Regions from separate parts of the Mus musculus genome. Here region 2 is linked to region 1. Evidence: chromatin loops called from intact Hi-C (ENCODE). Cell type or tissue: heart. All regions are shown on one strand.

Region 1 (5,000 bases):
AAGAAGAAGACTGCACTCCTAAAGGACTGAATACCTGAAACAGCTTTATCGTATGTATTTGTCTGCATACACTAAAACACTCTTGAATAACCCCAGGGATAGCCCCACTTAATGACTGTGTATGGTCCTCTCCACATGCTATTACATTCAGTTCACTAGTATTTTAACTGAGGACTTCAGCTTCTCTGTTCATCTGGAATTTGGCCTGTAATACTCTTTTCTTGTTCTAGATCGCATGGCACTCATCATTTTTAATGAATTATTTAGACAAGACACAGTATATGTCAAAGTACATAGGATAAAATACTTAAGATAGTTTTTTTTAAATCCTTTATAAACTAACTACATATTATATATAACAGGAAGAAATACATAATGTATAGTTTTATGCTTATACTTTCTAAAACTTGCAGCTGAGCATGATGGTGCACACCTATAACCCAAGCACTCCGGGTGGGCACAGGCAGAAAGATAAGAAACTCAGTAACCCTCATACACAGAGTTTGAGGCCAGCTGTGTTATATGAACCTCTGACTAAAAAAAAAAAGAGAGAGAAAAACTTTTTAACTCACCTGACAGTAAGATGAAGACGGTACAAATAAAAAGATGAGAAAAGGTTTAACAGAAGTCAGCTGATGCGCTGGAGTTTAAAAGGCTAAATACAGAGATTAAATGCAATCTAGGACAGACAACATGAAAGTTTCCTGGGGCGGAGGAGTAAGTGCTTGGCTAGCAAGCCCAAGGCCTTAGGTCTCATCACCACACAAAAACAAGCAAATAAATAAACACAAGTGTTTCATGAGCTAGGCCCAAGCCTAGCAGTGTACATGTACAATCCAGCACTTGGGAGGCTGAGGCCAGGTCTCAAGGTCTAGACTGGCCTAGACTACATTTATAAGCCTTTCGCCAAAAAAAAAAAAAAAAAAAAAAAAAAAAAAAAAGTGTTTCTATGCTGCCAAGAGAACTCTGAGAACTCTGAGTGAGTAACATGGAACCCACAGTACAAGAAAAACACTGACTCACACAAATTATTCTCTGACCTCTACAGACAGGCAGTCGCACAACATGCACACACACATGCATGCATATACATACACACATTTATCTTTTTTTTTTATGTGTAAGAGTGTTTTGCCCACATGTATATCTGCAAACACATGCATGTCTGATGCCTTTAGAAGCCAGAATTGGGTGTTGGATTCCTTGGGACTGTTTGTTATTACAGAAGATGTGGGATGCCATGTAAATCGAACCTGGGTCCTCTAAAACAAAACAAAACAAAACAAAACAAAACAAAAACAAACAGCCTTTTAACTGTTATGCCATCACTCCAGCCCTCAGTAAATGTAATTCTTAAAAAGTGTTTCTAGGGCTGGAGAGATGGCTCAGTGGTTAAGAGCACTAACTGCTCTTCCAGAGGTCCTGAGTTCAATTCCCAGCAACCACATGGTGGCTCACAACCATCTGCAATGGGGTATAGTTTTATGCTTATCCTTTATGCCCTCTTTTGGTGTGTCTGAAGAGAGCAATGGTGTACTTATATACATAAAGTAAATAAATAAATAAATCTTTCTTGTTATTTTTGTTTTGTTTTTCAAGACAGGGTTTCTCTGTAGCTCTGACTATCCTGGAACTCACTCTGTAGACCAGGCTGGCTTCAAACTCAGAAATCCGCCTGCCTCTGCCTCCCGAGTGCTGGGATTACAGGCGTGCACCACCACTGCCCGGCAATAAATCATTTTTTAAAAGAGACACCATGGATTAAATTCCAGAGATAACTGGAATTTTGAGCAACCTAGATGCAAGTATATAACAAAAGAGGAACCCCTCAGACTGAGAGATACGATGATGACATGTCTGGCCTGAGAGTTTTGTAGGTCCTGAAAAGCACGAAGGCAGAGAACCACTTCCGTCCCTGAGCAGCTGTTTTAGGAGAAACTCAAGGCCTGGTGAGATAAAGACCTCTTCCGGAAAGCAGGGACAGCTGAGCCCTGCTGCTGGGTCAACTGTCCATTCTGCTACGCCTGTGCCTCCCAACTGGGGCTCTGACCTCCCAGCGTTATCAAGGGCATTGGGCTGTTCAAGAATCTAAACAATTCATGCCAGTCTTTTCAAACCATGGTTCAGCATGGTCTGAAGCACACAGTGGTATTTGTATCTGTCAGAGTGACTCCTTAGGGGTCTCTAACCTTCTATACTAAGCTGCCATCTGATCGCTGTCTGTGAGGAGGATGGGGTTTGAATGTGCTGTCTGAAATGTTCCGAGGCAGGAATGCAGAGCTGCAGCCTCTTTGAGCATTGTTTGGATATGTACAAACAAACTTATCTCCCAGAGGCAAAGTTCACACGCTTGTAAAGACTCAGGAAGACAGAGGAGCAAAGGGACCTCAAAGGCCAGTTCTTATCCTGGGAAGATGGAAGGCAGGCCTGGAATGTAGATACATGTTGTTCTAATTAAATGTCACTGTCCTATAGAAAAAGATAATACACTTTATTTTGGCTTTTGTTATTTTTGATTTGAGACAGGGGCTCATTGTGTAGCCCAGGTTGACCTGGAACTAACTCTCTATGTAGACAAAGCTGGCCTTGAACTCACAGAGATTCACCTGCTTTGTTTGTGTGCTAGGACTTACCCAGCTCCAAAGATGGAATTTTTAAAGTCATTCTTCTCCTCGCCTCAAAGTTAGAAACTAGAAGTCTCTCAGCAAAACATTAGCTCTTATCATTGTAGATACTGGATTTATTCTATTTTTATTTACATGTATGTATCTGTATCTGTAGTGTGACTGTGTAAGTATGTATGTTGGTGTCTGCTGAGATCACAAGTGTCTTATCCTCTTGAGCTGCAATTACAGGCTACCTGACATTGGTTCTGGGAAGTAAACTGTTTCTCTGGAAGAGCGGCAAGCATTCTTAACCACTGAGTCATCTCTCTAGCTCCACACAGCCTACTTTTGAACACAGCACAGAACTGGTTTGGCTTTGCATAAAAGATGCCTGTAAATATGTCTGCTCACTCAGAGTTCAACACAGAGGTACCTATGCAACAGAAGAGAAAAGGGAGACTCCCCAGGATGCCAGGAGAGGAATTTTGGTGAGAAGATGAGTGAAGAAGGGATGGGTGTGGAGACAGAGAGACAAGGAGAAACCAGACCATGATTCTGAAGGACAAAAACAGGTGGGAACTTGTTCGACTGTCAGAATGGCTAATCTGGGGGAATTCCTAGGTTTTACTCCTAAAGGGGTGAAAGAACGTCTGTGAGTACCACTTAGCCTAACCGAAAGTTAAGAAAGGATTCAGGAAGCTTTTATTCCCCCAGTGTCTGGGTTTTTCTTTCTTTGGGGACACAGCTGCTATACCTAGCCCAGCAGACGCCACACCAGACTTCCCTGTCCCAAGCCATGTCACTTCATAGCATACACATGAGACACTGGCTTACTTCAAACATCACCAGACAAGGAAGTCAACCACTTCAGTCCTAAAGGTGATGAAAGACTATAGCACGCCATCAGCCATGCACAGTACATGTCATCTGAGGAAAAGGCCACAGGGGCTGAGGAAGAAAGTGTTCTCATGAAAATCCAGCAAGGTTCAAGTGAGGCTTTCTTTACTCTGTGCACACCTAAGAATGACCAGATGACCACGGATTTAATTAAATTACATTCCCTCCCATAATCTAGGCTTCTCCAAACATATCCAGGAGAAGCAAATCCTGCAGCAATTTGAGGATCAGAGACCCAGAAATAACTGAAAGACTGGAAGAGGCAAGGATGGAAATTTGCCGTGGGGAATCTGGAGGACTGAAGAGGTTTCAGGATTTTGTTATTGTTTTAATAAATGGGACTACCTGTTCCAATTTATCCAAGAAAGTCTTGTGATGGTTCTGCTACAGTTGACTTCACCTGCTATCTGAAGGACAGAAGAGATAAGATATACCTTCCAGATAAGACCCATCCACAAACCTAACTTCTTTCCTATACTACCTATATACCCCACCCCCATAACTTAAACCTTTAGGACACAAGACTAGGAAAAGAAATTCGAAGACAGAGATGGACCACAGCAATACAGAGGAGATAAAGAGGAAAAATAAAGTAACATGATACAGAACTTAGGACAGTAACCAAGGGTAAGGTCATTCTGACTAAACTCTGTGGAGTCAGCCTCTTTGAGAAACTTTAGGAACTGGGTCAGAAACTGAAAGCAAATGACTGACCAGATGAACTGAGAGCCTAGACAGAGCATACAGAACCTCTCTTCAGTCTGGCGACTTTAACCTCTCTCTTACAAGAACCTGGCCATACAGCTGTCTCCACGGAGCTCCAGCAGCGTGACTCAGTAACCATGGTTGTGCATTAGACATGCAGGAGCCAGGACCCCACGCTCCCAAAGCAGAAAAGATTCCCTAGACTGCAGGATAACATAGCACTTCTCTGGTCTGTCTTCAGGGGCTACAATGCAGTGGTGTCTATGGGGAAACTAAGGGTCAGGACACAGACCACGATAGCTTTATGAAAAGGCATATTCCTCAAAAGTGCTTTCAAGATGACCTTCAATTCTGTTTTCCATTCTCCAACGGTGCTGGCTAACATCACCAAGCCAGTTATCACATCAAAGCACACAAACAAAGCACTATTCCAAAGGTGCTTTGCTATGGTCAGGTTCTATGGCCAGCACAAGTGCGAGTGGGGGTTTCTCCAACAAAGGAGGTTATCTCAACAAGACAGACAGGCATAGAGGAGTAAGGAAGATGGGAAATGAGGCGTACAGGTATACCTTACAGAGAGAGGAAGAAGCTTCCTAGGTGCTGTTCATCATTTGGCCAAAGCCTACCAAGGCAGAGTAGTGCCCTCAAGAGTCAGGTTTTATGGACACAAGCAGGAAATTACATGGAGTCAAATAACCCTTGTAATTCCTTTAAAAAAGAGACTATCCACAGTCTCTTAAGAGATATTCAATTGAATATTATTCATATATATAATCTCTGTGCACTTAAGAC
Region 2 (5,000 bases), 90 kb after region 1:
AGTTACAGAAGGATGTGAGCTTCCATGTGGGTGCTAGGAACTGAATATGGGTCCTGTGCAAAGATAGCAAGTGTTGTTAACTACTGAACCATCTCTGTAGCCCCCACTTTGTGTGTGTGTGTGTGTGTGTGTGTGTGTGTGTGTTTTGGTTGGGGGGGTGGGTGTTTGGTTGGTTTGGTTTTTTGGGTTTTGTTTTGTTATGTTTTGTTTTGTTGAGAAACTCTTTTTTTTTTTTTTTTTTTTGTGGTAGTGGTAGGGTTGAGATAGGATTTCTCTGTGTAGCCCTGGCTGTCCTGGAACTCACTTTGTAGACCAGGCTGGGCTCAAACTCAGAAATCCTCCTGCCTCTGCCTCCCAAGTGCTGGGATTAAAGGCGTGCGCCACCACTGTTGAGAAACTCTTACTCTATAGCCTAGTCTGCCTTCAAATTTGCAGCAATCCTCCTGGCTCAGCTTCTAAGTGCTAGGCTAGCATTACGGCATAAGCCACCAGTGTCTGTCCTCCCTGATACTAAGCATATCATAGAGCCTGGAAGATAGGACTGGCTCAGCCACCACTGCAGGAGAAGTTTTTTTCTTTTTGCTGTGGTTCTAAGACCCCTGAGCTCTGACCACCAACAATGCTCCTTCCCCCTACCCCCTCATGTGTGCCTCATGACACACCTCCCCCAGGGCCATGGCAGCTTCCTTACCTCTTTGTCCTTTTTGCTTCTTCAAGCCCACTAGAACAGTGCCGGGGCCATACCGCTGCTGCCCCGGTTCCCAGGGTGCCAACACCTTGTCACCCAGCTGCAGTGAGTGTGGCACAGATGGTGAAAACTGAATAACATCCTCTGGAAATACCACCCTCTGCTGCTGGGCTGGCAGCTCTAGGCCTGTGACAAGGGGAGCCTCAAATTCCACAACCAGGGCCCCCCGCTTCTCCAGCTATGGGAAAGACAACAGAATGGGATTTAACATTAGGGGCTAGAGAGATGATTCATAAACAAAGCCCCAGCTGTCCATGAAGAAGACTAGAGTTTGGTTCCCAGCACCCACATGGAGGCTCACAACTAACTATAATTCCAGTCCCAGGGTCCCTGACACCCTCTTCTGGCCTCTGTAGCCACAAGACACATACATGCTGCACATACATACATGTAGTCTTAGTTAAGTCATGCATGTCTTAGTTACTTTTATAATGCTTTGATAAAATACCATGACCAAGGCAAATTAGAAAGGATTTATTTCGGACTTAGTTTCAGAGGGTTAGAGCCCATGGCCATCACTGTGGGGAGCATGGCAGCAGGCAGGCAAGCAGACATGGTACACAGGTAAAGTCGGAAAATGCTGAGTTTGAGAGTGCATTGCCTTTTGAAACCTCTATCCCAACCCCACCAACATCCCCACCTCCACCATGAGACACCTCCAACAAGGCCACACCTTCTAATCTTTCCCAAACCATTCCGCTGACTAAGGACCAAGCATTCAAATATGCGAGCCTAGAGGGGCCATTCTCACTCAAACCATTACACAAAGCGCTCATACACAGAAAATCTTAAGGAAAAAGAGGGAACTGAAATACAACAGAGGAATTGAGTATGGTGACACATACTTTTAATCTCAGCACAAGGGAGGTTTAGGCAGGAGAATTGCTTTTGAGTTTGGGGACAGCTTGGGGTTTGTACTAGGCTCCAGGCCATTCTGAGCTACCTATCAAGTGTCAGGGCAGTTGAGACTACAGACTGAGGCCCTGTTTTGTTTTGTTTTGTTTTGTTTTGTTTTGTTTTGTTTTGTTTTTTAAAAAAGATAGGCAAGCAAGATGACTCTGTAGGGAAAGGTGCTTGCAGGCAAACCTGACTACCTGAGTTTGATTCCCGGGACCCACAACTAGGAAAACTGACTCCCCCAGTTGTCCCACCCATATGTCATGACACATATATATACACACGAGCACACACACACATTCACAAAGTCCAGCTCTTGAAAAAAAAAAAAAGTACCGGAGCTAGGAACTTAGCAGAGAGCATACCTAGTATGTGCAAGACCCCAGGTTCCATCCCCAGCAGTACATAAACCAAGCATGGTGGAAACAAGAGGATCAGAGGTGCCAAGGTCAGGGCATCCTGGGGTACATGAGGTCCCATGACAAAAATTTAGAACGTGGGATCCGAGAGATGGCTCGGTGGTTCTAAGAACACTTGCTACTCTTGCAGAGATCCCAGGTTTGGGTTCCAGCTCTCACTCCAGTTAAGGAGTGATTTGATGACCTCTTCTGGCCTCCATTGGCATTACATGCACATAATACTTAAATTCGCGCAGAAAAAACACTCACATAAAATTAAAATAAAACTGATTTTAGAAAGAGAAGTCCAAAAGAAGTAAGTTGCCACTGAAGTAGCGCCTAGGCCTGGCGACTGGCATTTTCGGGAACAAGATGCTGTGTATGAGAGCCAACGTGCTCACATATGGGAAATGCATTCTCACTCTTCTTTCTCTGAGGCTCAGGCCCGTAATTCAACCCACCAGATCTTCCTGAACAACAAATGTATATTTTTCTTGCTGTTAGGAGATGAATTGTGTTTCTCCTTCTGTAAGTTAATGTATCCAATCTTGGTTCCAATACCCCAGCCTGTGATCTCTTTTTAGGAATCAGGCCATTACAGGTATAATTAGTTAAGATGAGGTCACAGTGAGCATAGCAGGCCCTTGATCTGACTGATGTCTTTATACCCAGAGGAAATTTGAGGAGCTGGAGGGGTGGTTCAGTGGTTAAGCACACTTGTTGTTCTTGTAGAGCGCCTGGGTTCAGATCCCAGCACCCACTTCAGGGTGCTCACAACCACCTGTAGGTCCAGCTTCAGGAGAGCCAGTACCTCCTTCTGGCCTCTGCACATACAAGTACACACAGACACATAAATAAAAATACTTGGGAAAAAGAGGAAATCTGAATGAATACTATTCAGAGGGAAAGAAGCCGTGTTAGGTGGAGGCAGAGTCAGGGTGACTCTTCTGAAAGCTAAGGGAACCCCAAGATTCTGAGCAAATACTGGAAATTATAGGACTGGCAGGAAACAGACTCTTCCTTGTATGTAGTCTTTAGAAACAACCCACCTTGAAACACCTGATTTTCAGCCTCAAGAAATGGGAGAGAACAGGTTTCTGTCATTCAAGCTGCTCATTTTGTGTGGCACTTCGCCACATAGCTGTAGTAACTTAGCCAAAAAACTAAACTTGCAAACGTACACAGCCAAGACACGCCAGGTGCGAGAAGGCCACCAGGGGAGTGAGGAGTGAGCTGATGGGGAGAGGTACTTGCCTCTGGAGCAGCCTTTATCTGAGCCAGATAATAAAAGCCATCCGGTTCCTTTCTGGCCAGGACCCAGGAGCCGCCCGCAGCTCCGACTCTTCCCAGCCAGCGGAGCCCCGGCCATGGCCGATCAACAGTGTGAAGACATGGGCAACAGGCAGTGCACCTGGGAAAGGCAAGTGAGATCAGGGGCGAGCACAAAACCTAAAGACATCAAGAGGACCGCAGAGATGGCTCAGCGTAAATGCGCCTGCCGCCAAGCCTGACCATCTGAGTTCAATCCCCAGATTCTACATGATGGAAGGAGAGCACTGACCCACATGTGAGCTATCATGGGTGTCCTCACCTGGACAAATACATGAATGTAAAAGAAGGTAAAGACAGTAAGAAACGCGCCTCTGGAGCAGATCGGAGGATCTTGTGCTTGCCCGACTCACCAGCAAGAACGATGCTGCAACAGGATCCTTCTGCACACGTTTATTGGGAAAGCTTGATTGCAGAGGCGAAGAGACCCTAAGCCCAGAACTGGTGCTGCTTATATAGGCCTAGGAGAGGCGTGTCTCACACCCGGATTGGTTATGCATGGGTTATGCTTACTACCTCATTTGCATGCCTTCATCTGATTGGTTAACTTGTCTCTCATCTGATTGGTTAGCTTGTCTCTCATCTGATTGGTAAATTCTCAAAACCTCATCTTGGCAAAAAAAAAAAAAAAAAAAAAAAAAAACTTTACTGCCTATGTATGCGTGGTGGCCAGCGGTAGCCAGCGCCACCCTGCAACGGCACATGTGGCTTCCCACAGGAGGAGACTTACCGCATGAGGATGGTAATGGTGTGCGCAACAGAAACACAGGGAGAATGTAGCCATCTTTGGCTTCCTGTAAAAATCAGCTAAGCTTCTGCTAGCAGAAACTGAAGGCCATAGAAAGCAGTTTTTGGACTGGACATTGTTTCATGTGGCCCAAAATGAAATCAGCTTGTATACTTGTGTTAACGCTTGAAAGGGGAGCTGCGAGATGAGTCCCAAGACATTATGGGATACCAGGATGAGGTTAACAGTGTGACCAGGGAGCCAAACTGTAAGGAAATTGGCTTGAGGCATGTCATGGTTTGAATGTGCTTGGCCCAGGGAGTGGCACTATTTGGAGGTGTGGCCTTGTTGGAGTAAGTGTGTCACTGTGGGTGTGGGTTTTGAGACCCTCCATCCTAGCTGCCTGAAAGTCAGTATTCTGCTAGCAGCCTTCAGTTGAAGATGTAGAACTCTCAGCTCCTCCTGTACCATGACTGCCTGGATGCTGCCATGCTCTCACCTCGATGATAATGGACTGAACCTCTGAACCTGTAAGCCAGCCCCAATTAAATGTCCTTATAAGCGTTGCCTTGGCTATGGTGTCTGTTCGCATCAGTAAAACGATAACTAAGGCAAGGGGTCAGAGGGATATGGAAGCGCAGAGGAGCTCATGAAGGGGCTGCAGAGTGGTGGAAGGTGAAACCAGTTCTGGGGACTCCAGCGGCAGGGCTCTCTGGCCTAGGGCAGTACAGAATGAGAGATCCGACCTTTGTGGTTTGGTTTGGTTTGGTTTGGCCTTTCAAGACAGGGTTTTTCTGTATAGCCCTGGCTAACCTGGGACTCGCTGTGTAGACAAGGCTGGCCACAAACTCAAAGAGGTGCACGAATTCTGCCAGAATTGAAGTGCTAGGACTAAAGGTGT

The links. Peaks named below come from ENCODE experiments on the same cell type or tissue, not always from the same donor. Only the 100,000 strongest peaks of a DNase experiment are listed, where the experiment ranks them.
Region 2: it touches region 1 in a loop (2.0-fold over the local background); 1 of 42 quality-filtered maps calls a loop at or near these places.

The regions. Positions count from the first base shown.
Region 1 is chr7:109,627,117-109,632,116 of GRCm38, forward strand. It overlaps a transcript of Denn2b not described here. Among named protein-coding and RNA genes, the nearest start is that of Denn2b, 12 kb to the left of the region's middle. In heart, no CTCF peak of the experiment used is centred here; a DNase peak (open chromatin) is centred at 1,985; H3K4me3 peaks cover 591 bases; H3K27ac peaks cover 2,535 bases.
Region 2 is chr7:109,717,234-109,722,233 of GRCm38, forward strand. It overlaps BC051019 (cDNA sequence BC051019), which reads right to left. Exons shown (of 6, transcript NM_001040700.2): 3 at 3,298-3,454; 4 at 692-926. It overlaps Gm51493 (a long non-coding RNA gene), which reads left to right. Exons shown (of 3, transcript XR_003946860.1): 3 at 3,358-3,792. Among named protein-coding and RNA genes, the nearest start is that of Gm51493, 3.5 kb to the left of the region's middle. In heart, a CTCF peak has its summit at 2,273 (motif pointing left); no DNase peak of the experiment used is centred here.